Regions from separate parts of the Homo sapiens genome. Here regions 2, 3, 4, 5, 6 and 7 are each linked to region 1. Evidence: chromatin loops called from intact Hi-C (ENCODE). Cell type or tissue: OCI-LY7. All regions are shown on one strand.

Region 1 (4,000 bases):
TCTGTTCAAATGTCATCTTATCAGGGAGGCTTACCCTGACTAACCAAGCTGATGCAATTAGCACGTCCCATTGCTCATGGTTCTATTTTTCTTCCTACCGCTACCACCACCTTGCATCATGTATATTTGTTTCTTTGTTGTCTCTTCCCTCCATTATAGTGAGATCTTACAGTAGTATTTAATCTGCAATAGGAACTCCCTAATAGCTGTTTGTTGAATAAATGAAGATCACTATATTGCTATTCAAAAGAGTTGTATGGGCCGGGCGCGGTGGCTCACACCTGTAATCCCAGCACTTTGGGAGGCCAAGGTGGGTGGATCACATGGCGAAACCCTGTCTCTACTGAAAACATAAAAATTAGCTGGGTGTGATGTCACGCGCCTGTAGTCCCAGCTACTTGGGAGGCTAAGGCAGGAGAATTGCTTGAACCTGGGAGGCGGAGGTTGCAGTGAGCCGAGATTGCGCCACTGCATTCCAGCCTGGGCAACAGAGCAGTGGAGTTTGAGACCAGCCTGATAAATATGGTAAAACCCCATCTCTACTAAAAATACAAAAATTAGCAAGGTGTGGTGACATGTGCCTATAGTCCCAGCTACTCAGGAGGCTGAGACAGGAGAATCACTTGAACCTGGGAGGCAGAGGTTGCAGTGAGGCAACACTGCACTCTAGCCTGTGCAACAGAGCAAGACTCCGTCTCAAAAAAACCAGATAGAGTTGTATGAAGCAATGGTGACTATTATTTTACCATGCTGCTAACATTATGCATTATTTTTTTTCTGTTTTTCTATTATATTTTTTTCTATTTATTTTTACAGAAACAGCGTCTCACTATTGCCCAGGTTGGAGTGCACTGGTGTGATCATAGCTCACTGTAACTCTCAGGCTTAAAGGGATCCTCCCACCTCAGCCTCCCAAGTAGCTAAGACTACTAGAGCACAGCACCATGCTGGACTAATTTTTAAATTTTTTGTAGTGACAGGGTCTCACTCTGTTGCCCAGGCTGGTCTCCAACTCCTGGCCTCAAGGGAACCTCCTGCCTTGGCCCCCAGTGAACTGATATTACAGGCATGAGCCACTGCATCCAGCCTGCATTATAATTTTAAAACATTTTTGCTACTTTAGTAGATGTAAGGTGTTATGTCATAACTGTTTTAAGTTTAAAGTTTCTGATTATCAATGAACGTTTTCCCCATGCACTTGGGTATGACTTTTATTTCTTATTGTGAATTACAGTGCATGTTTACCTTCTTTGTCTATTTAGCAATTGGTACCTTGATTGTTTTTATATATATAAACAAGCTTTTTTTGGGTGGGGGGGATGGAATCTTGCTCTGTCACCCAGGCTGGAGTTCAGTGGTGCGATCTCGGCTCACTGCAACCTCCGCCTCCCGGGTTCAAGCGATTCTCCTGCCTCAGCCACCCAAGTAACTGGGACTACAGGCGTGTGCCACCACACCCAACTAATTTTTGTATTTTTAGTAGAGACGGGGCTTTCACCATGTTGGCCAGGCTGGTCTCGAACTCCTGACCTCAGTTGATCCACCCGCCTTGGCCTCCTAAAGTGCTGGGATTACAGGCGTGAGCCACTGCACCTGGCCTATAAACAAGCTTTTATACATTTCAGGTAGTATTTGCTTGTCACTTGGTGCAGACATTTTTCTCAATCTGTTGTCTTTTTAAAATTCTGTCCAGTTTTTGTATTTTTGAACGTTAGTCTTCCTTTGTTGTTTCTTCTGTTGTTTCAAAGTTTTGAGAACGCTGACGTTTATCCATAAATATAACTGCCTTATCCTATTAAATATATAGTTTCTATGGCTGTTCTTTAAAATATTTAGCACTTTAATCCACTTGGTGTTTATTTTGAAATACGATGTGAAACACATTTTTGTCCTCCAAATTTTCATTCATTTATCTGCGCATTCTTTACATAGTTCATCTTTTCTTACTGCCGTGTTTGGGAATGTTATTTTACTATGTATCCCATCAGGATTAATGCGTGTGTTTGTTCAGTCTCATTCCTTTCCGTTGATCTCAGCTTCTATTTTTGTTTCTGCTCTTAGTCACTGCCCAGCAGCGCCAAAGGAACATCCCGCCCCCTGCAGGCAGCTGGTGTCCCCACAACCTGGGAAGCCTGGGGCAGGGCCTCAGGGGACTCCTGGTGTTAGTCCTCCGAGCCCGGGTGGACGTGTCGCTCTGTCCCTGCGGGAGGATTCGGGGCCCCTTTGACAGGCCTCCTTCTATGCCGGTTTCCTGGGGCCTCGAGCTTCCTGGGTTCCACGTCTCTAGTAACCAGTAGAGACGGGCCTTTACCCTGCCGTTGGGTGGGGACTGTCCCCTTCTGGGCTCTTCCTTTCGGGCCTTTCCACCTCTCCGACCCCAGGGCATTCGCCCCACCACGTTGCCGGCACAGTGCTGGCTCCGCGGCCCGCGGTTCTGGCAGTCAGCGCGGAATGCCATGGCACCGAGCCTCTGTGTCTAGATGAGTTCTGGGCGCTGATTTTCCAGGTCACTCGGAAGCTGCTCTCTGGGCCCGCCTGTTTCCCTTCCCTTTGCCTCCTTGTCCCGCTTCCCTCGCAGTATACCACTCACTGTACCCCTCCTAAAAAGGACCACTGCAGGAAGCGTTATTGAAGCAGACACGGTTCAAACACGAAAAACAAACTCTTCTTTATTCAACAGATGTGCACGAATCTATTGTGTGTTAGATACGGGTAAGTTTCTGATAAGTCGTGCACTGAGCCAGTCCGGGCTCCTAGAACCGCGTTTACGTGCCGAAGTCTCAATCAGATTAAGAGCGTCTGGGGAGAGCGGGGCGGGGATAGAAGGAGGTGTTGGGGCTAGGGGTAGGACTGTTCTGGAGGCGTGGGTAAGGGGGAGTGGGCTGTGCTGTGCGCCCCTCCCCTCGCTATCTCCCCATTCATCCGCAGACCCGGGGCCCCACGCGCCGCTCCTGGGCAGGGCCGTGCACCCGGAAGGCGCCGAGGCGCGCCCAGCAGAGGGAGCATGCGGGCAGGGCATTCCGCGGGTACCCGCGGAGCAGGACGGCCACCCACGCCGGGGCCCCTGGGGCTCCACCCAGGACGCACACCCGGAGAGACCCAATGACTGCGTTTCGCACCTGGGCGCAAGCTGGTTACTGGGCACGCGCTGACAACCCACATCTGGAAAACCCGGTCCTAACTGGAGAATAAAACTTAAATGCACGTGAACTCACCGGCAGCTGAACATTTCCGTGAGAAAACCCCTAAAAGCCGGCACCGGCTCCGGTGGGGCCACAGAGTCTCTGGAGCGAGGCTCTCTCCAATGCCTGGGCCCTGGGACCGAGCAACTGTCCCAGTAGAATCCCTTTCGGGCTTTGTTGCAGGGATAGGGGATTCTTTTTAACGTGTTCCTTGGCTTGCACAGGCATTTACTGGTCCTCTGGAGATCACATATAACAGGAAGTCTCTAAATTCAGTATTTCTTTTAAATGAAGTTGTATTTATTCATCACATTTCTATCAGTAGACTTGAAAAACAGCGTACACGTTTTATACATTGTATGTAGGACATTGTATTTATTCAGGTCCATCAGAGAGTCTTAATCTGGGGTATGGGGACAACTAGGAGTGGATAGGATTCAGGGAGCCCATGAAACTCCTGAGATTGTTTCATATTTTAGGGCAAATGTGCAATTTTTCTGGGAAGAAGTTCTGTCGTTTTTATGATTACCAGGGTTCATAACCTTAGTTTGGTTAAGAAATGCTGGTCTAAGGTCAATGCTCAGCAGGTTTATGGATTCAGAACTCATTGCACTAGCACTGAAGCCCCCTTGAGGGCCCGAAGCCCCCATTCTGGACCCCTGCAGGAGAATTTGGTTCTCCAGTGAAGGTCACTAGAGCCTGGACTTGATTTTCTCTCCCTACAGGAAGGCCCCCCAAAACTCCAAGGGGCACAGTTGTTTTCGTTTTAAGGCCATATTAGGTTCAAGTAGATTTACTTCTGCATTTCTCTGTCTTAA
Region 2 (4,000 bases), 360 kb after region 1:
GGGTGGTTTAGAAAAAGCAGGATGCATTGGCCAGGCACAGTGTCTTATGCTTATGTAATCTCAGCACTTTGGGAGTTCGGAGTGGGCAGATCACTTTAGTCCAGGAGTTCAAGACCAGTCTGGGCAACATAGTGAGACCCCATTTCTACAAAAAAATAAAAAATTAGCCAGGCATGGTGGTGCCTGCCCATGGTCCCAGCTACTCAGGGGACTGAGGGAGGAGGATAGTTTAAGCCTGGGAGATGGAGGCTGTGGTGAGCTGTGATTGCACCACCACACTCCAGCCTGGGTGACAGAGTGAGACCTTGTCTCAAGAAAGGAAAAAGAAAAAGAAAAAGAAGGATGCACATATCACTTCTAGTCAAAATCTCTAAAGAGTTGGTCCTATAATTTGGTAAGTTCATCCTAAACTTCATAGGGACATACAAAGACCAAAAATAGTCAAGGAAATTCTGAAGAAGAGTTAAGTGGGAGAGTTAAGATTTCCAGATATCAAAACTTACATAAACCTTTAATAATTAATACAGTACAACAACTGTTATTAGTGAAGGGTTAAAAGGATGAATGGAATAGAATAGAGAGCCCCAAAACAGGACTATGTGAGAAAATATGATAGAGATAGGTGGCATGACAATTCAGGGGGAAAGGTTAGACAATTCAATGAGAGGTAGTATAACAAAGTATTTTTAGTTCATGATCTCTGATTTCAGAACGCCTCGTTTCAAACTCTAGCTTGGCCACTTACTAGTAGTGTGACCTGGTGCAGTGTCAATTCACTTACCCCATGTGTTGTAGTTTTCACATCTGTAAGGAAGATAATAATATAGTACCTACTTCATAAGGTTCTTATGAGTATTGAACGAGCTGTTACAGTAAAGCTGTTAGAACACACAAACACACACACACACACCACCCCAGAATGAATCTAAAGGCTGTTTTCCAAAAATTTTGGCTACATTCATTTAAAAAATATGTATTCTCTTATTCTCTGCATATTCTATGGCATGGTACCATGCTTCTATAACTAAAGCCATCTCTTTCTCCCAAGATTTCCAACACATTACCAACTACTTACATTTTAGTAATTATAGTAGTAGTATCCAATATGTTTTTTGTTTGTTTGTTTGTTTTTGAGACAGAGTTTCACTTTGTTGTCCAGGCTGGGGTGCAGTGGCGCGATCTCTGCTCGCTGCAACCTCTGCCTCCCGGGTTCAAGTGATTCTTCTGCCTCAGCCTCCCAAGTAGCTGGGATTACAGGTGTGCACCACCACGCCTGGCTAATTCTTTTGTATTTTTAGTAGAGACGGGGTTTCACTATGTTGTTCAGGCTGGTCTCAAACTTCTGACCTCGTGATCCACCAGCCTCAGCCTCCCAAAGCGCTGGGATTACAGGCGTAAGCCACCACGCCCAGCCCTCCAATAAGTTTTAAATAGAGTCTTCCCAGAAGCAATTAGAAATATTGTAAACCAAATCCATACACAATTTAGAATTACAAGCATTAATTTACAAGCTTGTAAAAAAGATCATGTTAAAACAAAGTTCAAAGTTGAATATCTGTAGTTATATAGATATTCTACACCAAAATGCAGATTAGGGATTTTGTTAAATTATGATATATTTAGCTGTGTTTAGAAGATTCGAAAAAGACTTATGCCCCAGAATACAGTAATATTTGGTTTTCTGGCTCCTGAGTCTGTATACTGCTGCCCTCTAACGGGCAGCATGATAAATGTAAAGGACCACATTTGCTACCTTGAACCTAACTTGGTCGCGAAATGACTTTTGAGAAGACAATAGCAATGAGAGGAAGTTTAGGGTAGGGCTCACTGTATTCTGCATATACTTAAAAACATCTGCTTTTACTTGTAACACAAGATGTGTTTGGACTGGTCCCTTGAACGTCACCAAGCTCATTAAAAGCTACAGCCAAATTTTGTGTTGAATCTCCTTGTTGAAATAAGGAAATCCGTTATTTTCCGACAGTACAAAGCAGCAGCCAAATTTTCATCTTTGATTCCAGAGAAATGCAAATATAAAGTAATAAACAAGGGCTAGACAACTAAACACTTACAGTGAACCTGGCAACATTTTTTTCCAAAGTAACCAAAATAAACTACTGAAAAGAGTTTGGCAGAATGCACTGTCTTTTACATTTTGAATTTGGATAATGATTTTCAAGGAATGGTCTCTATAATCCTGCTTTAAGAGTATACTTTAGTAATTCGAGGTAGAATGATTTTTCTCAGACATGAAAAAGTGACATATACACACATCATCTGGTCTGCAGCACCCCTCCCCCCTGCAGCACGCCCAGCTACCCCCAGCTTTGGTAGGCTAAGTGAGAATATGCCTAGGGGTTACAGAATACAAGGCTTGAAACTAATTTCAAATAAAAGCAAAGCAAGGCACAACAAAAGCCCCAAACCCCAATGGAAATTCAAAGTAGGCAACAGCCACCTTGGGAAAAAGAAAATTTTTCCTATGTATTGGTCTCAGCACTGAAAGACAAATCAATATGATATTGTTAGAGCTTATCAAGTTTCCCAGATTAATTCAAGTATTTGAAATTATTTAACGTGCACAAATTATACTTAGAGCTATGTGGGATAGCAAGTGACACAAATTTTTTTTCTAATACAGTTGATGGCAATACTGTCACTGGAGTAAATTGTTAAACATTGTCAAAACGTAACTGGACTCTTTAGAGTTGCCTGGTAGTGTACATGACATTGATGGAATGACTCATCCTCAATTTTCCAACTTCATAGGACTTTCAAGGATCACATCCTTGTGAGATGACTGAGACATTCAACTGAATGTCTTATCCTTAATACAAGTAGATGACTTTAATATTTGATATGCTGGTTGCCCTAATTCAGGGTTTCTCAACCTATGCACTAATTGACATTTGGGCTTGATAATTATTTGCGATAAAGAGTAGGTGTCTTGTGTATTGTAAGATGTTTAGAAGTATCTTTGGCCTTTATCCACTAGATGACAGTAGCACAGTCCCTCCAACTGTGACCACCAAAAATGTCTCCAGACCAATTTCATGAAGTAGGGTGGGAGGGTTGCTCCTGTTGAGAACCACTGCTCTAATTCATGACTCCAGATAGAGATTTCCTATTCTAAGACAAGTACTCTTGTCACAAGTACGAAGGCAACATACAGTGACCAGCTAACAGTCCTATACTCTCACTCACCTGCTGAAATACAAATTAGAATCACAATGAGATACCACCACATACCTGTTGGAAAGGCTAAAACAAGACACCCCCAACACCGCCCAAAAAAAAAAAAAAAAGAAAAGAAAGAAACCAGCCGGGTGCAGTAGCTCATGCCTATAATCCCAGCACTTTGCGAGGCCGAGGCGGGTGGCTCACGGGAGTTCGAGACCAGCCTGATCAACATGGAGAAACCCCGCCTCTACTAAAAATATAAAATTAGCCAGGTGTGGTGGTGTATGCCTATAATCCCAGCTACTTGGGAGGCTGAGGCAGGAGAATCGCTTGAACCCAGGAGGCAGAGGTTGTGATGAGTCAAGATTGTGCCATGGCACTCCAGCCTGGGCAACAACAGCGAAACTTTGACTCAAAAAAAAAAAAAAAAAAAAAAAAAAAAGAAAAAAAGAAACCAACTGACAATACCAAGTGTTAGTAAAGATGTGGCACAAATGGAATGCTAATATACTGCTGGTGAAAATGCAAAATAACGTAGACACTTGAGAAAACAGTTTGGCAGTTTCCTATACAGTTAAATATTGTATTACCATATATTCCAGCCTCCCACTCCTAGGTATTCATACAAGAGAAATGAAAACTTATATTTATACAAAAACTTATGCAAATGTTTGGGGTGGTTTTATTCATTATTGCTAAAATTGTCTTTCAGTTGGTCAACAGGTAAATAAAACTTTAGTCCATCCATAAAGTGGATTACCACTCAGAAAAAGGAATAAACAACTGTATGAAGCAACATGATTGAATCTGAAATGCACTG
Region 3 (4,000 bases), 140 kb after region 1:
GTTTATTTAAACAACTACATAGCTGGGTATTCCCAGATAGGTATTCCTGTTATTTTGGAGTCACACAGACCTGGGTTAAAATCCATTATAACCTGTGCAACATACTTTTAAACCCTTTGGTTTTTCATTGCTTCATCTGTAATGTAGGGACAATACCTTTCAGGATTGTCAGGGGATTAGCAATAATGGAGGCAAGGGCCTGGCATGTAGCAATTGTTCAATAAATAGTATCTCTATTCTGTCTGCGTTCACTCCTTTCTTCATCTTCATTATCAGCTTTTTCCATGGTAACAGGTTTTTACTAGATGAAAATGTTTTCATGTTGTAGCAACCAGGCAAACTTCAAATCTTGGCCCTGCCACCTGGCAGGTGGATGATCCTAGTACAGGCCACTGAACCTTTGTGTCTCACTTGCACCATCTCTAAAATATGAGTAGCAGCACCTAAATTTACTGTGAGGATTAATTGAGAAAATACACTTGACTCTTAGGCCAGTTCCTGGCACACATTAAACTCTGGATAAATGTTATTTTTTATTTCACAAACGGGTGAAACTGAGAGAGCTTAGAGCAGGACATATAGGCTGCTTTACCAGCTTTGTGAATATGAGCTTCTCTGGCTCCTGCTTTCCTCCTGGTGGAATGAAAGGGGGATTAGACGACCTCAAATATTCTCTTGTCTAAAATGCTTCCCTCGTCTGCTGGGTCAGGGTGGTGACCTGGGCAGGATTTGATCTGGAGCTTTCCTCCACATTGTAGGTTGTTGGAGGAAGAGTCTTCCAAGAGGGCTGAACTAGAAAAGTGGCACTTGGAGCAGCAGCAGGCCATTCAGACAACCGAGGCGGAGAAGCAGGAGTTGGAGAATCAGCGTGTCCTGAAGGAACAGGCCCTGCAGGAGGCCATGGAGCAGCTGGAGCAGCTTGAGTTAGAACGGAAGCAAGCACTTGAGCAGTACGAGGTAATGAGACTTGGCCCTGCAAACTTGTATATTTAAATTTTTGAAAAACATTTCTCAATAATAGAATTATTTGCTTAGCTGCCAATATGAAGCTGTAGTAAGAATCTTGCTTAGCTGTAAGAAAGAAAAAAGAGGGAGTTTTTACAGGAGATAAGATATATTATACATCCATCAGAGACAGAAACTGCACAGTAATTTGAACAGGGAAAGTTTAATATAAAACATTATTAACTGTCATAGGAGATTACCTACTGTGTTGTAAAGAAGGCTTTGAGAATGCAGGAACAGCAGACGTAGGGAGCAGCCACTGCCTCGAAAACTGAGGCAGAGCACCAGGGAGGGAGTGGATCTGGAAGAGCATTCTTTGCTTCTTGCCCCTTAACCCCAGTGTTGTGATCCATACCTCCATGGAGAGGGTGCACAGATGGCAGAAAAGTTTGTTGAGGTGCTGTGCCAGCAAAGCTCACTGGGAGGCCACCGGCAAAAGCTGCCCACAGGGAGGTGCTACAGAAACTCACTGGTGGTGAGCACTGTGGGTGTTCTGAGTGCCACAGGAGCCGCTGAGTGGAACCTAGAAGAAAAGTCCCTCCCTCCTCGTGTCCCTTCAGCACCCTCTACTGACAAAGCTTTATGCTGCCAGCTAGTGAGGAGAATTATTTTAGTTTCACCAGCAGGACAGTTCAGGGTGGATTTGGAGTGGAGAGGCAGTAAACTGTAACTGGCACACAGGGCCATACACCCATTGTAATTCGTATGCAGATGGTGGAAGAATAGGCTTTGGAATCAGACAGCCTGGGTTCCAATTCTGGCTCTACCATTTCCTGCTGTGTGACTCTCGGCAGGTTACTGACCTTCTCTGAACCCGTTTTCACTCTGTACAATGGGGTAATAGTAGTTCCCACTTCTTAGAATGGGCTATGAGAGGATTTAATGAGATAATTCACAAATACATAGTAAGGGCCCAATAGTTGTGATTTGGTTCTTAAACTACCCGTGTGTCTGCATAGTCCAAAATCCACTTTTGTTTCAGGAAGTTAAAAAGAAGCTGGAGATGGCAACTAATAAGACCAAGAGCTGGAAGGACAAAGTGGCCCATCATGAAGGATTAATTCGACTGATAGAACCAGGTAACAGACTCTATGAAGTAATCATATATTTATTTTTATTTTTCATTTTTATTTTATTTAATTAATTTATTTATTTTGAGATGGAGTCTCGCTCTGTCGCCCAGGCTGGATGGAGTGCAGTGGTGCGATCTTGGCTCACTGCAAGCTCCGCCTCCTGGGTTCATGCCATTCTCCTGCCTTAACCTCCCAAGTAGCTGGGACTACAGGTGCCCGCCACCACGACCGGCTAATTTTTTGTATTTTTAGTAGAGACGGGGTTTCACCGTGTTAACCAGGATGGTCTTGATCTCCTGACCTCGTGATCCGCCCGCCTCAGCCTCCCAAAGTCCTGGAATTACAGGCGTGAGCCACCACGCCCTGCCCATATATTTATTTTTAAATTTATTTTTCTGTTTCACTTGTGTATTTGAATTGTACTAAAGAAACTTTTTTAGCCCAAATGTAAAAAAACCAAGCTGTTCAGGATAAATTTCTCTTGAAAATCTTATCCCCTAATAGGTAAGAGGGCCCAGTTAATCCCCTTGGTATACATCTTCTAATTGTTTTAGCTGGTATGACATTTATGCATGTTCCTCAAAGAAGAAATAAAGTAGGGAAGTTACTATTTTGTCTGTAGAAAAATGATGGGGTATCCTGAAGAATATAATACTTCCTGTATTTAAAGCATGTTTGCCTCTTAGGTTCAAAGAACCCTCACCTGATCACTAACTGGGGACCTGCAGCTTTCACTGAGGCAGAACTTGAAGAGAGAGAGAAGAACTGGAAAGAGAAAAAGACCACGGAGTGACTGAGCTTGCTGGCAGTCACGTCAGTTATGTAGATACTGCATGGCAGGAGAGCTTTACGCTAAAGACAAAAGAAACAGCTTTGGGGGCCGGGCGTGGTGGCTCACGCCTGTAATCCCAGCACTTTGGGAGGCCGAGGCGGGTGGATCACCTGAGGTCAGGAGTTCAAGAGCAGCCTGGCCAACCTGGTGAAACCCTGTCTCTACTAAAAATACAAAAAAAATTAGCTGAGCGTGGTGGCGGGCGCCTGTAATCCCAGCTACTTGGGAGGCTGAGGCAGGAGAATCACTTGAACGTGGGAGGCGGAGGTTGCAGCGAGCTGAGATCATGCCGTTGTACTCCAGCTTGGGCAACAGAGTGAGACTCCATCTCAAAACAAAACAAAACAAAACAAAACAAAAAAACCCGGCTTTGCTGCTTTTAACTCTTCTTCCTTCTGTGCCTCTCTAAGTGGGTCAGTATCCTAAGGAAGCCTTCTTATTTATCTTCCTGCAAACAAGGGTTACCTGAAAAGAAAAAAAAAGTCAACATTGTCAAGCTGTTTGTTTACTCTTTCTTTGAAAACATCACCTTCTGAAATTTGTCTTTTAGCTCTCTCAGATTCTTCCCCAAATGAGGCAGGGTGCAGACAGCACAGTCAGCTCTGCAGAGTTTGGAGGGGCTCACTGCCACTGGGTACTCAGAACCTCTGTGGACTGGATGTCAGCTCTTTCCTTTGGCAGCGTGTTTCCTTTTCCGAGTATGTGCTGTTAAACTAGATTGGCCGGTTCGCTTTCCATTTCCTGACACTTGACATGGAATGCCTTTGACCATTGGTGCTCTGACAGAGAAGTCATGGAGTCATTGCCATTTCCTGGTTGCCCTTTTGGAATGTGATCCTGTTAGTAGAGGTTTTCTAGCTTCTACTAAGATATTTCTTTCCCTAACCATCATACACTTGGCATGTTTCATTCCCATCTCCTTTCCCCTCACCTTAAAGGAGACTACCCCTTTGCCCCATATTGTCAACCTAATTTTCTCTCGTACTCTCTCTAGTGAATGATGTGCTACCAAGTATATGCCAGGCTGTGAGAGGATTATACTGAGTAGTAGAAAGAAGCTAATTTGAAATAAAAATTATTTGTATAATTA
Region 4 (4,000 bases), 110 kb before region 1:
CCCAGGCTGGAGTGCAATGGCGTGATCTCAGCTCACTGCAACCTCCGCCTCCTGGGTTCAAGCGATTCTCCTGCCTCAGCCTCCTGAGTAGCTGGGACTACAGGCACCTGCCACCACGCCCAGCTAATTTTTATACTTTTAATAGAGACGGGATTTCACCATGTTGGCCATGACAGTCTCAATCTCTTGACCTTGTGATCCACCCGCCTCGGCCTCCCAAAGTGCTGGGATTACAGGTGTGAGCCACCACGCCCAGCCTCTTTTTTTTTTTTTTTTTAAGATGGAGTCACGCCCTGTCACCCAGGCTGGAGTGCAATGGCACGATCTAGGCTCACTGCAACCTCCGCCTCCTGGGTTCAAGTGATTCTCCTGCCTCAGCCTCCTGAGTAGCTGGGACTACAGGCGCATACCACCATGCCCAGCTAATTTTTGTATTTTTAGTAGAGACAGGGTTTCACCATGTTGGCCAGGATGGTCTCCATCTCCTGACGTTGTGATCCACCCACCTTGGCCTCCCAAAGTGCTAGGATTACAGGCGTGAGCCACCATGCCTGGCCAAAAGACTTTTTTTTTGAGATGGAGTCTCGCTCTGTCGCTCAGGCTGGAGTGCAGTGTCGTGACCTCAGCTCACTGCGACCTCTGCCTCCTGGGTTCAAGTGATTCTCCTGCCTCAGCCTCCCGAGTAGCTGGGATTACAGGCGCATGTCATCACGCTGAGCTAAGTTTTGTATTTTTAGTAGAGACAGGGTTTCACCATGTTGGCCCAGCTGATCTTGAACTCCTGACCTCAGGTGAGCCACCACGCCCAGCCCTGATATGCAATTTTTGTGTGCTATACATAAACATGTACCTACGAATGAGTTCACTTACTGTTAAATAATTATGGCCAGGCATGGTGGCTCACACCTGTAATCCCAGCACTTGGGGAAGGTCAAGGTGAGCAGATCACTTGAGGTCAGAGTTTCGTGACCAGCCTGGCCAACATGGTGAAACCCTGTCTCTACCAAAAAATACAAAAATTAGGCCTGGTGGTGGGCACCTGCAATCCCAGCTACTTGGGAGACTGAGGCAGGAGAGTTGCTTGAACCTGGGAGGTGGAGGTTGTAGTGAGTCAAGATCATGCCACTGCACTCCAGCCTGGGCGACTGAGTGAGACTCCATATCAAAAAAAAAAAAAAAAAAAGGAAAAGACAATTCATCTTTTAAGTGCTTCTTATTAAAATATATGTGCTTAAGTGCCTTTTTGTAATATTTGGAGAAAATGGCTGGGGCTTTTTGGATGGGCTGGGAAAACATTATTTTTCCCATTTAAATTAATGGAATATAGATAGAGCTTGGCGCAGTAGTAGCTCATGCCTGTAATCCCAGCACTTTGGGAGGCCAAGGTGGGTGGATCACTTGAGGTCAGGAGTTCAAAACCAGCCTGGCCAACATGGCGAAACCAATTCTCTACCAAAAAATACAAAAGTTAGCTGGGTGTGGTGGCAGCTGCCTGTAATCCCAGCTACTCAGGAGGCTGAGGCAGGATAATCACTTGAATCCAGGAGGTGGAGGTTGCAGTGAGTCGAGATCACACCATTGCACTTCCAGCATGGGTGACAGAGCGAGACTCCGTCTCAAAAAGAAAAGAAAAAAGCAATGGAATACAGACTAATTATCTGAAAGCTAGCCATTCAACACATTTTATGGGCAAATTAGCATTCAATAAGAGAGATGCCTACATTAAGTTTGGCCATACTGATGTCTTTGGAACATTTAGGTAGAGCAGTGCTCTCAAATGAGTCTGCATATTGGATGTATCTCTTTAAAATAGACTGATTGCCCAGATCCTGTCTGCAAAGATTCTGACATAATTGTACTGGGGTGAGGCCCAGGCATCAGGGTGTATTTAAAGCTCCCCAGGTCTTTTAGTAGACTGTTTTGAGAATAATTGAAGTAGAGAGAGTATGCAGTTATAAATGTTGGTCTGACCTAAGAGGTGGGTCTGGGCTGGAAGAAAAGATTGGCTAATGATCAGGTAATTGCTACAATAACTGGTCACAATATCCAGTAGAGTAAAGATTCAGACCTGTGAAATGCAGTCCTTTTTTCTTTTCTTTTTCTTTTTTTTTCTTTGCAAGGCTCGTCAGATGACCCAGGTGAAGCTATGTAACTAGCCAGTAAGGGAGCTCAAAAGCTCAATCCAAATCCATTCGCCTCTTGGCTGTGGTTTGGTGCCACCTAGTGGCAGTTTCTGCTCTAGCCTAAATATCAATTGGGCTGATTTTTCCAAGTTGAAATTGGCTGCCCTTTCTCTTGCCCTCACCACATCTCAGCAACTATCCACCAAAATAAGAACATTAACCTGCCTGCTTTGGGAATGGGAACTGGGCAGAGGACAGGAAGAAATCGCCAATTACTTTATGTGTAAGACTTATGTTACGGTACATTAGTGTGGTATCTTATTTTTGGGGGGGTTTACTGTGTTTAGAACCACTGCGAAAGGTGCAGTTACCCAAGGAATGTGTCGAATGAGAATAAACCAGGACATGCATATGTATACACACTTTCATATGTACATTTTAAAAATCTGAGTTCACACCAATACCTCCAATTCCATTTCACCACAGGGTTCTTTTTGTTTTTCTTCCCCCATTCCATATTTGTATTCTCCTTTTTCCACAGCTGGAGCCCTTCCAGCAGCATTTGAAATATTTACTCATTTGCTCAGTCTTTTATTCCATCTAAAATAGTTTCAGAATCCCTTCACCCATACCACTACAGTAAACAAGCCTACTACAAATGAGCTGAATATTTGTTTGCAATTCTTCCCCTCACTCTCGCCACTGAGCCCAAGACTGAGGGCATAAGTCAAATACTGTGTAAATGAGCTACTTTAATTAATTTATTTGTTCCCCCACCCCAGCCCCTTCAGTGTAGTTAAAAGTATTCATTTAAACAATTAGGTTAATTTGTTCCAGTTTGCTTTCAGTTTTAGGTCCCTACACCACCACATGTTAGCACTGTCTAGATATTTTGTGATATTAAGTAATTATTATTAATTTTGTTTACATATTTTTTAAACTGGGACCCATCTTTTTGGTATACAGCCTGAAAGAAAAAGAATGTTACCTGCAACTGTTTCGGAATAATCCTGGTCGGGAAGAAGGGGGAAATGGGTAGTAAATATAAGAAACAATATTGGTCATGAACTGATAGTTGAAGCTGGATGATTGGTACATGGGGAACTGTTTCTCTATACTTTTGTGTATATTTGAAATTTTCTGTAGTAAAAAGTTCTAAAAATATGTGTACTGCCTATAATGTTCTCAAGCTGTTTCATGGGACAAAAATTAAAGTATTTACTTCCCTATGTATTGCCTGCTTGCTATTAGTGAATACTCAGTAGCTTTTGATTGGATGTAAGAAGTCAGGTTAAGTTAAATGAAACATGTTTGTCCTTTTAGTTGTATTGACATATCTAACTAGGTTTAATAGACTTTTAAAGACAATCCTTTTTTATTATCTTTATGAAATTCTTAGGAAGCTGCATAAGTTACGATAATAGCATTTATTATTATTAATAGACTATAACAGTATCTAGATTATCTAATTATGGGAAACAAATTACAGTTTCATTAAAGTTAGAGTTAAACTGGGCAACATCTCCATCCTTTTCTCATTCCTTGAGATTAAGGAGAACCTGGTGTTGATGCATGGAGACAGCACTAAGGATCATACTACCTTTTGAGTCAAGTCAAAACCATAGTTAGGGAATCTTTTCTTGTGTGCTGCCTCATGGTGGGATGAGGAGGGGTTTGGCAATTCTTTATTTTTAGAGGTATTTTACCCCCTGGGGGGGAAGTATGGAATGATTTTGCCTACATATGTAAAAGTTGAACTTTTTTTTGGTGTTGCTCTTTAGGAGAAAAGCCATATGTTTGTACAGTTCCTGGGTGTGACAAAAGGTTTACAGAATATTCCAGTTTGTACAAACATCATGTTGTCCACACTCATTCCA
Region 5 (4,000 bases), 700 kb after region 1:
CCTTCTGACTCAGCCTCTTGAGTAGCTGGGACTACAGGTGTGCACCACCATGCCCAGCTAATTTTAAAAATATTTTGTAGACTGGGGTCTCACTATGTTGCCCAGGCTGGTCTTGAACTCCTGGCCTCAAGTGATCCTCCTGTCTTGGCCTCCCAAAGTGTTGGGATTACAGGCATGAGCCACTACTCCTGGCTGAGTGCTAAGATTTTCCCTCTGTGTTTTTACCATTAAAAATGGCCCCAATATAGCTGGGTGCTGTGGCTTGCACCTGTATTCCCAGCTACAAGGAGGCCGAGGTGGGAGGATCACTTGAAGCCAGGAGTTCGAGACCAGCTTGGGCAACATAGGGGGATCCCATCTCTAAACAATTTTTTAAAGCCCTCAATGAACATTTTTATGTGCATTCAACTCATCTTTGAGTAATTTAATGACTATTTTTTAGGATAAATTATTACAAATAAAATTATTGGGTCATTGGGTCTGTACTCTTTTTTGTTAAAGCATTTGAGCCAGATTGCCTTCTGGAAGGATCAATTTTTACTTCTACTAACAGTATAAAAAAGTCAATTTCTGGCCAGGTGCAGTGGCTCATGCCTGTAATCTCAGCACTGTGGGAGGCCAAGATGGGTGGATCACCTGAGGTCAGGAGTTCGAGACCAGCCTGACCAACATGGTGAAACCCCGTCTCTACTAAAAATACAAAAAATTAGCCGAGTGTGGTGGCAGGTGCCTGTAGTCTCAACTACTCAGGAGGCTGGGGCAGGAGAATCGCTTGAACCTGGGAGGCAGAGGTTGCAGTGAGCCACGATTGCGCCATTGCACTCCAGCCTGAGTGACAAGAGTGAAACTCTGTCTCAAAAAAAAAAAAAAAGTCAATTTCCTATTTCCTTTGAAACACTGAACATTATTCTTCTTTTCAATTAATAATATTATGTCATGTAATAGGTAAACATGGTGTTTCCTATTGCTCTTTAAAAAGTTTTATTCTTTTCTCATGTTTTTGAGACTGTATTTTATATCCTTAATAATTTAAAACATTTAGTTTATAGTTTCGTTCTAATAACTCTGCTACCTTTATCTGCTGACTCTTATTCATTGTGATGTATTTCTTCCTATTTCCTGTAATTTGGGGTTCCGAGCTCATCTTATTAAAGCTTAGTTGATGGTAATTCTGTGTGGACTGGGTTGAGTCCCTTCAGAGAGATTTATGTTTGCTTCTGCCAATTGTCCCAAGGTTATTACCCATCTGAGACCATTCTTTATATTAATTTCTTAATTTTATGTTTATGAACCACGCAAAAGTGCATCTGTGCTGGTGATGTGGGGTGTAGCATTTTGAGAGTCCTTGGATTTACTTGAGTATCTCAGTTCCTTTTCTTCTGTCCCTAAACAAATCTCTGTTACCAAAGGGAGGAAACCCCTTCCGCAAAGCCCAGGCAACTGCTTTTCAGCTCAAGTTTTCTACTCTGGATTTTAGTTACCTTGGTTTAGTTTTCTGTGGCTTTCCTGTATTTTCATGGGGTTCAGCTATGCATTTAAAAGGATATTAAGTGTATTTTACTTAGCATTTCTAGATGTTTTATAGTAGCAGGATTTTCAACTTAGTCTGCTATATCACCAGAAAGAGGAATCAGCATTGTTTAAAAAACAAAACTTTAGACAAATTAAATTTAACATAGTTTAACTGCGTAAAGAAGGATTCATGAATCAGGCAGCCCCCGAGAGCCAGAGTAAGTTCAGAGCATCTCTGGTGCTGCCACGTGGTTGGAGAGGATTTATGGACAGAAAAACAAAAGTGACATTGAGAAAATGGAAGTGAGGGACAGAAACAGCCAGACTGGTTACAGCTCTGTGTCTGCCTTTTTAAAACAAGGTTTAAACACTTAGCAACCTGTGAGTAGTTGAAGTATGGCTTCTGTGATTGGCTGAGACTTGGCTGCTTGTTGCAAGAGTAGGTTACAGTGTGTTTTCACATCGTTAGGTTACCGTTCACTACGTATGCAAAAAGCTTTTGGCCAAACTTAAAATATTTAAGGAAGCAGATTTAGACTAAATTTAATTTAACAGCATCAACTCTTCTCACTACTTTAACTTATTTCCATGATTATTAGTGTAGCTTGAGTATTTTTGATGTCTTCATGATCATTTATATTTCCCCTTATATATATATTATTATTGTTTATTTATTTACTTATTTATTTTATTTATTATTAACAGACAGGGTCTCGCTTTGTCACCCAGGCTGGAGTGCAGTGGCATGATCATAGCTCATTGCAGCCTCCAGCTTCTGGGTTCAAGTGATCCTCCTGCCTCAGCCTCCTGAATAGCTATGACTATAGGCGTGTACCACCCTGGTTAATGTTTAAATGTTTTGTAGAGAGGAGGTCTCACTATGTTGCCCAGGCTGGTCTTGAACTCCTGGGCTCGAGTGGTTCTCCTGCCTCGACCTTCCAAAGTGCCGGAATTATAGGACTGTAATTATAGGATTATAAATGAGCTACCACGCCCTGCCATTTTTTTTTTGAGTTCTTGATTCATTCATTCTGTTGGAATATTTGTTTTTTTCCTGTTGATCTGAAATACTTTAATATTCTTATTGATTAAGAATACTAAAGTTTTGTCACATAGAGACACACCTTTTTTCTTTTTGTAGAGAGAGTGTGGCTTATTTTTTGCCATATAAAACTTATAAATATTTATATAATCAAAGATACCGATGTTTTCCTTTATAATTTCTGTCTTTACTGGCTTGCTTACGAAGTCTTTCTCTGCCTCAATATTTTAGAATAGCCATCTCTTTTTTTCTAATATTTTTATGATTTTGTTTTATACTTTAAACATTTTATTTTATTTATTTTTTTGAGACAAGGTCTCACTCTGTTGCCCAGGCTGGAGTGCAGTGGCGTGATTGTGGCTCACTGTAGCCTCGACCTCCTGGGCTCAGGTGATCCTCTCACCTCAGCCTCCCTAGTAGCTGGGACTACAGGTGCACACCACCACGCCTGGCTAATTTTTAAATTTTTTGTAGAGATGGGGTTTCACCATATTATCCAGGCTAAACATTTTAAAGCAAATGGAATTTATTTTGGCATCTGATGAGGTAGGGATTTAACTTTTATTTTCCCCTAAATTGTTAGCCAATTGTCCAGTATTTATACTGAGTAATGCATATTTTCTGTAGGACCTGAGGGTCTTCCTTCATCATATGCACCAGAGGTTTTTAAACTGTGTTCCACAGAGAGTTTTCCTGAGTTACTTCTGAAGTTTTCTGGGGAGAAAAAGGGGAAGAAAAAAATGCTAGTCTCTCTCTCCAGCTTCTAGTGGAACATCTCTATTCCTTTTTTGTTTTATTCCTTTTTGTTGGTGCTCCTCGTCAGATTTTATTTGAAGATTTTATTTGAAGAAAGAATTCATCTTCCTGCAAATCAGTAATATAATAATTCTTAAATAGTAAATATTTAAATTTGTTTCTGGCCCTTTTAATCTCTTCCATTGCTCAGTCTGTCTTTTTCTGCACCAGTTTTACAACTTAAAAAATTATGAAAGCTTTCAAACGCACAAAAACAGAGAAATAATAATATAATGACCCCCCATATGCTCATCATTAAAATTCAATAATTATCATGATATTGCCACATTTGATTCATCTATCCTTTTTTCTTTTTTGTTTTTAAAAAATTTTTTTGCCAAAGTATGTTTTTTCTTTTCTTTCCTGCCTATCCTTCTCTTTTCTCTTCTTCCTCTTTCTTTTCTTCTTTTCTTAATAACTTTTTCCTTTTCTTCAATTTTCTTTTGTCCAGTCATCCTATCATATCACCCACACATACTTCAGTATGCATCTGTTTTAAAAAAATGAAAATAATGTTTTCTTATGTAGCCAAAATGCTATTGTCACACTTAACATTAAAAATAATTCTGCAGTATCATCTCATAGCCAGGCCATAATCAACTTTGCCCGATTGCCTCAAAAAATGTCTTTTGACAATGGTTTGTTCAAAAT
Region 6 (4,000 bases), 230 kb before region 1:
TCCTGACCTTGTGATCCGCCCACCTTGGCCTCCCAAAGTGCTGGGATTACAGGTGTGAGCCACCGCGCCTGGCAGGAAGGTGTATTTTAATAGGGATTATGCTTTTACTCTGCATTAAGAGGTGATTTATATGAAGTCCCAACTAAAATTTGGATACTCAATAAAAAGCCATGATTTCAGTATTTGGTAATTACTAATACGTAATGTGATAAAAACCTTTCACACATAAAGTTCATTTAATCTTCCGTGTTATTGCCTTAGGATAAAGTCTCATAAGTGGAATTACTGGGTCAGAGTTTAAACATTTCGTTTCGTTTTGTTTTTTTGAGACGGAGTTTCGCTCTTGTTGCCCAAGCTGGAGTGCAATGGCACGATCTCGGCTCACTGCAACCTCCGCTTCCCGGGTTCAAGCGATTCTCCTGCCTCAGCCTCCCTAGTAGCTGAGACTACAGGCGCGTGCCACCACGCCCGGCTAATTTTTTGTATTTTTAGTAGAAACGGGGTTTCGCCGTGTTAGCCAGGATGCTCTCGATCTCCTGATCTCGTGATCCGCCCGCCTTGGCCTCCCAAAGTGCTGGGATTACAGGCGTGAACCACCGCGCCCGGCAGTTTAAATATTTTAGTGGCTATCAGAAACACATCTCAAATTGCTTTTCAGAAAGTTTCCTTCAATCACGCAGCCATTAGCAATCGATTGCACCACACACTGTATCTGACTCCCTTTATGAACATTGTGGATATAGTATGTGAAACCTTTTGTAACTGATTGTTTTGCTTTTCTTTTTGTGGAACTTGAACATTTTTCGTTTTTGAACAGAAAGACTTGTCTGTAGGAACGACAGCTCAGGCAGCCACGTGGGCTGCGGACTGTGTTTGTGGACTACATCTCCCAAAGTGCTCCGCAGGCGCGCCCACAGGAAGTCGCCGGAGCATCTCCCGCCTCCACGCCGAGGCGAAGAGGTTCTATCCGGGGCCTTGGCGCTTCTCTTTCCTTTCGCGCCGGTTGCCGCTGCGGAGCGCGGCGGGTCCATGTGCGCAGTGAGTGGCGCTATTCCTGGCCCAGTAGCACCCGAGCCCCGGGTTTGACCGAGTCCGCGCTGCGATGGACCCCAACACCATTATCGAGGCCCTGCGGGGCACTATGGACCCAGCCCTGCGTGAGGCCGCGGAGCGCCAGCTCAATGAAGTAAGGACGCCCGGCTAGCGGTGGCGGCGGGCAGGCGGGTGGGCAGAAGTGGCAGGCCGAGCCCCCGGGGCCTGGCCGGAGGCGCGGACGACGTCGTTGAGGGTCCCAGCAGGAGGGTGGGGCGGACATCTGACGGCGACTTCCACGCCGGGGCGCCTCGGTGTGGTGTGGTGGTGGTGGCTGCAGCCAAGGCTGCCTTTGCTTCGGATCCTGAGCTGGGCCTCTGGCTGCGGTCTAGGCATGAGGAGCCGGCTGAGGCGGGGCGGGCGTGACGGGTTGGACACATGGCTGGCTCGGGTGGCTGGCCGACCTCTGGCTCATTCCCAGCTGGTTCCTCACGTCCAGGAGGGGGCGAAACTTACTGGGAGGTTTTTCAGATGTTTCTGAGACCAGTCTCGCCGTCGCAGGGTTTGGAAGGGCTCCTGGGAATGCCGGCTGGTCCTTTGGGGGCTGCGCCTGTCATCCTTGTCACTTTGCTGGGCTGATCAGTGGCCTGCCTCGGGCACAACTTCCTCCTCTCTGGCTGAGTTGCTAGGGAAGGCTTTCAAAGGCAAGCCCGCGCCTCCTTGGCAGGATAGGAGTAGTGCGGGACACTCACAGAGTCTGATCCCTGCTTTTCCGCTGTCCTAATGCTTCAGTCGGGGAGCTGGCTTATGTAGTGGGAAGGATCAGGTGAAGTGCACCCTTCTAGGTATAGCTGCACCATTGATTCCTTGAGTGACCTTGGGCCAGTCGCTTAACCTCTTGATCCTGAGTTTTTCCCATTCATAAAATTACGCCACAGAGTTGCTGTGACAGACAGGTGAGATAATGTTAAGTCTGAGTGCCTTGGAACATGCTGAGCTCCTTATCAGTTCAGATATTGCATTCTCTGAAGGTTTTTTTTTTCCCCCATATTTTGTGGGGACCGCTCCTTGGAAAACAGCTTAATTGCATGAATATTTATTGTACTATCTCCAGTGTCATTCTTTGTTTCTAAACTTTTGCATTTTTACGTATTAATGATCAGTATTTTAAATCCTTCTTAAAAGGGCTGCTGTAACTTTTCTGCCAGTTAGTAACTGTCCTTCAGCATGCTGCTGAATCTGCCAGCTTTACTGAACTTTAGTGTACATTTTTTAACTGAAAAAGAAATCACACTTTAAAATAGAAATTCAACTATTTTATGCGTCTTTTAGCTGGTAAGTAAATAATTTAAAAACATTGTTTATATTGACTTACCAGAAACAGCAGAAATATTACTAACTGGACTTTCAGTGTAAAGGGCTGCACTAGAGATCCCTGCCCTCACGGAACTTACAGTTCAAGAAGACTACCTACAGAGTTTACACAAATTAAATGTAAAATTATTTCAGAATGTTAAATCTATTTTATATGTAAATGAGATCATTATTATACCACACAAAGTGATGATTACATGTTCAAATTTTTAGACTCAGAGTCACCTTGGGAGGAGCTTAGATTTTTTTGGATATAAAATAGTGAGTTGAACCGTATTACCATTTTGAACCATTACCAAACTATGGAAGGAGCAATGGATCACTTTTTGTTTTGATTTGCTTAGTGATAGACATGGGTTAAGTTGAAAATTATTTTGCTTATTAAATAGTAATGCAGTTACAAGCCTAGAAAAGCTAAAAGTTTAGTCATGGTCATTTCTACCATGACTTTGCTCTAATCGCGTATTATTTTGACTAATTATACTTGCATGTAATTATTAATTTTAAAAGTGAGTACTTGAAGAGTTGGTTTGCTTCTACAAAAATGGGGGAAATAATACTTCCTGAAAATCTGAAATTCATTTATTCCTCAAATAGACATTACATGTCTAGTATATGCACTAACATCTTGTAGTAGAAACCTGGGGTATTTCACAAGCTAGTTTTTGGAAGATAAACAAATGATCAAAATAGTATTCAATGCCTTTTTTACTTAACCATTAAACTACTGTTTTGGAATACTGTCAAACAGTGAACACCGCTAATCTGTCAAAGAAAATTTGTTACATGGCCTTTATTTTTGTAATCCTTAACTATTTACATTTCATACATTTCTTTCAATTATAACACCTAGATTTTTAAATATTCTTCCTAAGGTAAATTTTCTATTAGTATATTTACTTTCATTCCATTTTAATACACTACTTCTCCCTCTCCCTTCTTCCATTTAAATATTTTTTGCTTTGACTTTCTTGTGGCAGAACATTGATTTGGGAGACAGATCTCAGACAAGTCTTGAATATTGTTAAGAATGAGGAAGTAACATTTCTGAAAGGCTCTTGCTTTGGAGAAGATAGAAGAACGAATTATTCTATGATGTCTCTCATTCCAGTGAAGCTGTGTTTTGGTTCATTTAGAACCAAAGAATAAGATCATTGACATTTGAATGAATCTCTTCACAAAGTGAAATAATCACTGACTCAATGTAAAATTTGTAAATGTTATTAAAGTGTTTATAGTATAGACAGTTTCGAAACAAAATAGCCCTTCTGCCTCAGAGTCTTTGCACTTAACTCCTTGGAACTCCTTTCACATAGTTATCCCCCTAACTTGTTCTCTCATTTCCTTCCATCCCTGTTCAAATGTCTCCTTATCACTGAGGAGTTCCTTGACCATCATACTCCCTATCTCCTTTCACTTGTTTTTCTCTATAGCACTGATTTGTCATACATATTTGGCTTACTTTTAAAATTAATTTTATTTGGCCAGGCACGGTGGCTCACGCCTGTAATCCCAGCATTTTGTGAGGCTGAGGCGGACTGATCACTTGAGGTTGGGAGTTTGAGACCAGCCTGACCAACATGGAGAAACCCCA
Region 7 (4,000 bases), 76 kb after region 1:
AAAGAAAATATAAGCATTTTTCTGTGGTCAAATTTACCAGTATTTTCTGTTTAGTTTCTGAAGAGGGGTAAGTTGGTAAGTTATCCAAAATAACTTTAAAAAGGTGGTTCAGTTAGAGTGTAATCCAGTGCCATCCATGCTGTATGACATCAGTGGCATATATTCTGTGGACAGCATTCCAACAGATGACTTTGAGTTACTTTTCCTTAATCTGTCTGTAAGTGTTCTGCTCTTACTGAATCTTCGCTTAGCCCTATGCTAGTCACTGAAGGATGCAGAAGGAAAATATTTATTTCCTCCCTTCAATAAGGGAGGATATTTGATAAGTTAGATATTTGAGATACCATTAGTATCTGAAACAGAACATAGTTAAATGCTGAATAGGAGTTCATGGGGCAGGGTGGTAATCCATAAAGATTTCCTAGAGTTTATGAATGACCCAATCTTGAAGGATGTGACTAGGCAGAAGAGAAATGTTTCCAGCACAGGGCATCACTGTGGGACAGAGAGCTAAGAGATTTGAGTTCTAGTCCCTACTTTGTTGCTAATTATTGTGTGACTTAGGCCAAGTCTCAGGCCACAGTCTTTTTATCTGTGAAGTGAGGAGATAGAAATAGTATATTTTCTAAGATTATTGTTAATATTAAAGTATCACGGCTTTAGTGTTAAGAGAATTTTTAGAAAGAATTCACTTAGCAGTTATTGAAAGTCTTCTGGATTCTGGGCAGCATGCCAGGTGCCATGGGCATGCAATGTTGTATAAGATATGGGCCTTTCAGAAATGTACAGTCTTACAGGAGAGAGAAATCATGTGTGGTAGTTAGCACAAGAGGTACTGCTTGGGAAACAGAGTGAAGAAAGATCATCTTGGTTTGGGTGGTGAAGGCTTCAGAAAGAGATGCCATTTTTGTTAGGCAGGAAAGGAGGTAGGGGTAAATTGAGCAAGGGCCCAGGGGAGAAAGGGATGTGGTACAAGTTGCCTGGGATGCAGTTAGTAAGCTTATTTGGCTGGATTTATATGGTTGGTGCAGAGGGTGGGAAGAAATAAGGAAGGTGAAGTGGGCTGGCCTGTGGAGTGACTTAAATATACAACTCACATATTTCCTTAGCTTTTACTTCTGTAGTCTTCTGATGATTTTTAGGCAGGGGGATAACGTGATGTTAGTGGTACTTGAAGATTTGGTGTAAGTGTCTAGGATGGTAACTGATTGTACTTAGGGATTGAGAGCAATGTGAACAATGACTTTGAGATTTTTGAGGCTGGTTAGATTAAAGGTAAGAGGAAACAAGCAAGACTTAAGCAGTGACAAGCAGGATGAAAAGATGTTTGGAAGGGGAAAATGAGTCCATGCGGGAATGGGCAGGACTTAGAGTAGACAATGCTTTTAAGGCAGGGCATAGCTGTGGTAGGAAATTGGTCATGCTGGTCCATTGTTAGGAAGAATTTTCTGGTAATTTGCCATTGGCTTGAAATTTTATAAATCAGACAGGAATTTTAATGTTTTAAAAAAAGATTGCCCATTATGAGTTATAAGTCTATAATTGTGTCAGTTCAGATAAGTCTTTTGGAATAGAAATCTGCCCCCACTCCGCTTTTTTTTCAGTGTTGAATCTTGCCCATTACGCACATCCTGTAAAGGGAAACAGTGTGTTACTGGGTGGCACGTTTTAAATAACTTTTTAGAATCTCTACGTCTTTGGAGAAAGGAGGGTGAACACTACTTACTCGTGTTAAAACACTGTTCACCATCCTTGATTTCATTTTCATGATGGCTGGAGTAAAATGCTCAAAAGGGGTAAATGGCAAGCAAACCACTGAACAGGAACAGACCACACGAGCAGGGCTCATGCAGTTAATTAGTCATCTTGTCAGCAGAGGCCCTGCAGAGGCAACTGCAGACAGCTATGAGGGAACTGGAGAGATGAGTTTCTGGCATGGATATGGATCTGTTATTGTGGTAACAATAGTTTATTCTTCAGATCAGCAGAATGAGAGCAAAGCTGCTTAGCAATTATGTGGGTGCTGAAAGAATGGCCTTTGGAGGAACAGGCATTTGAAGCGGGATAAATTCAGCTTTTTCAAGAAACTTGCAAACACCCTGATTAGAATGATTTGGGGCAGTCCTTTTACAAATCAAGAACTTGTAGTCCTCTTTCTGATTCTTTTGTCTTAATCTGCTTTTCAGCTTCCTCATCTGGAGAAGGGGTTAGTGCCTCTTAGTGCAGATTCCCCCAGAGGGATAGGGTGCTGGGAGATGAGGGCTCCCAGAGAGAGAACGGTCCCAGACTTCTAGGTATGTGGACTTCCTTGCCACTGGCACTAACTTGGCTCTGCTGAATAGTGCCTGTCATCTCTGTTGGGCCCTGTGGAGCTGATGGGGTGGGGCTGGGGTAGCACCAGCACATCACTAAAATTTAGAAACAACTCACGGGCGTGTCCATCTTTGTATTGGCAGGGCTATCTGTTTTTCCAGAAACAGAGGGAAGGTAGCAAAGCATGGAAAGGACACCAGAGTGGGAGGCTTGGGTCTAATCCCAGTTTTGCTACACGTAAAACTCTGTGATTTGGGACACATCTCCTAATCTCTGACTCAGCCTCTTCGTCTGTAAAATAGCAATAATATCTATTCTCCCTGTGGAGAGGCTAAAACAAATTAATAGATGGTATGAGTCTACTTGAAAAAGCATAAATTGCTGTATAAGTTTATGGAGGAGCTTTTACTTCTTTTTACTAGTTTATATTCCGGCCATCAAAAATTTTATTTCTTGTATATTTTATTTTTATAAAAAGAAAACCTTGGTAAGGTGTAGTCGTTCACGCCTCTAATCCCAGCACGCAGGCCAAGGTGGGTGGATCACTTGAGGTCAGGAGTTTGAGACCAGTCTGGCCAACATGGTGAAACTCTGTCTCTACTAAAAATATAAAAATTAGCTGGGTGTGGTGGCAGGTGCCTGTAATTCCGCTACTTGGGAGGCTGAGGTGGAAAGATTGCTTGAACTTAGGAGGCAGACGTTGCTGAGATCATGCCATTGCACTCCAGCCTGGGTGACAGAGTGAGACTCTGCCTCAAAACAAAAAACAAACAAACAAAAAACCTTGTTGAGACTGGGCATGGTGGCTCATGTGTATAATCCTGGCACTTTGGGAGGCTGAGGTGGGAGGATCACTTGAGCCCAGGAGTTTGAGACCCGCCTGGGCACACATAGTGAGACCCCATCTCTATTTTTAAAAAATACAAATAAATCTTAAAAAAGAAAAAAATACTTGAGATACTGTCTAAGCTTTAAAGAAAGGTTGCTGATAAAAAGTTTTAAAGATAGTACACAATTTTTTCCTCTTTTAGAAATACTGTTTCATTGTTGCTTTATTCAGTTGGTTGTTTTATATATACATATATATTATAATTAATTAATTAATTTTTGAGATGGGACCCCCTCTGTCACCAAGGTTGGAGTGCAGTGGCATGATCATGGCTCAATGCAGCCTCGACCTCCCTAGGCTTAGGTGATCCTCCCACCTCAGCCTCCCATCTCAGCCTCCCAGGTAGCTGGGACTACAGGCATGTGCCACCACATCCAGCTAGCTTTTGTACTTTCTATAGAGATGGGGTTTTGCCATGTTGTCCAGGTTGGTATTGAACTTCTGGGCTCTAGCTATCCTCTTGTTTCAGCCCCCCAGAGTGCTAGGATTATTGGCATAAGCCACCATGCCCAGCCTGTTGTTATATTTTTTGAAGAAGACTTCCCTTTTATAGACCTTACTAACAGTGAAAAAGCTGTCACAAAGCTGGACTTCTTATCTAAATTATGAAATGAGTTTGGGTTGATAGTTAAGGGTTTTACAAACAAGTCCAACTCTCATTTGACAGTGAGGATGCAGAGACATTGGAGCGCAGGTCTCTTCCAGGTGCCTTGTATACTGTGCTGCCTTCCTCACAGTTTGCCTAAGTAAAGATGGTTAAGAAAATTATCACTGAATTTAGCCATCCCTGTGTTTAAC

Evidence for each region. A loop is a pair of places that touch in the nucleus more often than their neighbours do. Peaks named below come from ENCODE experiments on the same cell type or tissue, not always from the same donor. Only the 100,000 strongest peaks of a DNase experiment are listed, where the experiment ranks them.
Region 2: it touches region 1 in a loop (17-fold over the local background); 20 of 110 quality-filtered maps call a loop at or near these places.
Region 3: it touches region 1 in a loop (10-fold over the local background); 87 of 110 quality-filtered maps call a loop at or near these places.
Region 4: it touches region 1 in a loop (10-fold over the local background); 9 of 110 quality-filtered maps call a loop at or near these places.
Region 5: a loop joins it to region 1, with 8 times the contacts of the local background. A loop is called at or near these places in 41 of 110 quality-filtered maps.
Region 6: a loop joins it to region 1, with 2.7 times the contacts of the local background. A loop is called at or near these places in 2 of 110 quality-filtered maps.
Region 7: a loop joins it to region 1, with 4 times the contacts of the local background. A loop is called at or near these places in 7 of 110 quality-filtered maps.

What each region holds. Positions count from the first base shown.
Region 1 is chr11:9,611,252-9,615,251 of GRCh38, forward strand. No RefSeq gene overlaps it. Among named protein-coding and RNA genes, the nearest start is that of WEE1, 40 kb to the left of the region's middle. RefSeq lists enhancers at 1,971-2,660, 3,861-3,950 and a silencer at 2,761-3,140. In OCI-LY7, CTCF peaks have their summits at 2,104 (motif pointing left), 2,305 and 3,015 (motif pointing right); DNase peaks (open chromatin) are centred at 40, 863, 2,110 and 3,060; H3K4me3 peaks cover 2,445 bases; H3K27ac peaks cover 4,000 bases.
Region 2 is chr11:9,971,367-9,975,366 of GRCh38, forward strand. The region is part of intron 13 of SBF2 (SET binding factor 2); the gene reads right to left. Among named protein-coding and RNA genes, the nearest start is that of LINC02709, 210 kb to the left of the region's middle. In OCI-LY7, CTCF peaks have their summits at 1,701 (motif pointing left), 1,923 and 2,993 (motif pointing right); a DNase peak (open chromatin) is centred at 1,735.
Region 3 is chr11:9,747,100-9,751,099 of GRCh38, forward strand. SWAP70 (switching B cell complex subunit SWAP70) reads left to right here. Exons shown (of 12, transcript NM_015055.4): 10 at 759-957; 11 at 1,988-2,084; 12 at 2,765-4,000. The coding sequence ends at 2,871. Among named protein-coding and RNA genes, the nearest start is that of SBF2-AS1, 9.2 kb to the right of the region's middle. In OCI-LY7, a CTCF peak has its summit at 1,553 (motif pointing left); DNase peaks (open chromatin) are centred at 372, 932 and 1,532; H3K4me3 peaks cover 1,524 bases; H3K27ac peaks cover 1,990 bases.
Region 4 is chr11:9,504,715-9,508,714 of GRCh38, forward strand. ZNF143 (zinc finger protein 143) reads left to right here. Exons shown (of 16, transcript NM_003442.6): 12 at 3,905-4,000. Among named protein-coding and RNA genes, the nearest start is that of ZNF143, 46 kb to the left of the region's middle. RefSeq lists a silencer at 2,139-2,258. In OCI-LY7, a CTCF peak has its summit at 2,224 (motif pointing left); a DNase peak (open chromatin) is centred at 2,207.
Region 5 is chr11:10,312,977-10,316,976 of GRCh38, forward strand. The region is part of intron 1 of CAND1.11 (a long non-coding RNA gene); the gene reads left to right. Among named protein-coding and RNA genes, the nearest start is that of CAND1.11, 6.7 kb to the left of the region's middle. RefSeq lists a silencer at 1,919-1,988. In OCI-LY7, no CTCF peak of the experiment used is centred here; DNase peaks (open chromatin) are centred at 1,395 and 1,915; H3K4me3 peaks cover 1,696 bases; H3K27ac peaks cover 3,492 bases.
Region 6 is chr11:9,383,662-9,387,661 of GRCh38, forward strand. It overlaps IPO7 (importin 7), which reads left to right and starts at 991. Exons shown (of 25, transcript NM_006391.3): 1 at 991-1,186. The coding sequence starts at 1,103. RefSeq lists an enhancer at 993-1,508. In OCI-LY7, a CTCF peak has its summit at 1,532 (motif pointing right); DNase peaks (open chromatin) are centred at 910, 1,390 and 1,730; H3K4me3 peaks cover 3,287 bases; H3K27ac peaks cover 2,245 bases.
Region 7 is chr11:9,687,501-9,691,500 of GRCh38, forward strand. The region is part of intron 1 of SWAP70 (switching B cell complex subunit SWAP70); the gene reads left to right. Among named protein-coding and RNA genes, the nearest start is that of SWAP70, 25 kb to the left of the region's middle. In OCI-LY7, no CTCF peak of the experiment used is centred here; a DNase peak (open chromatin) is centred at 1,851; H3K4me3 peaks cover 2,766 bases; H3K27ac peaks cover 4,000 bases.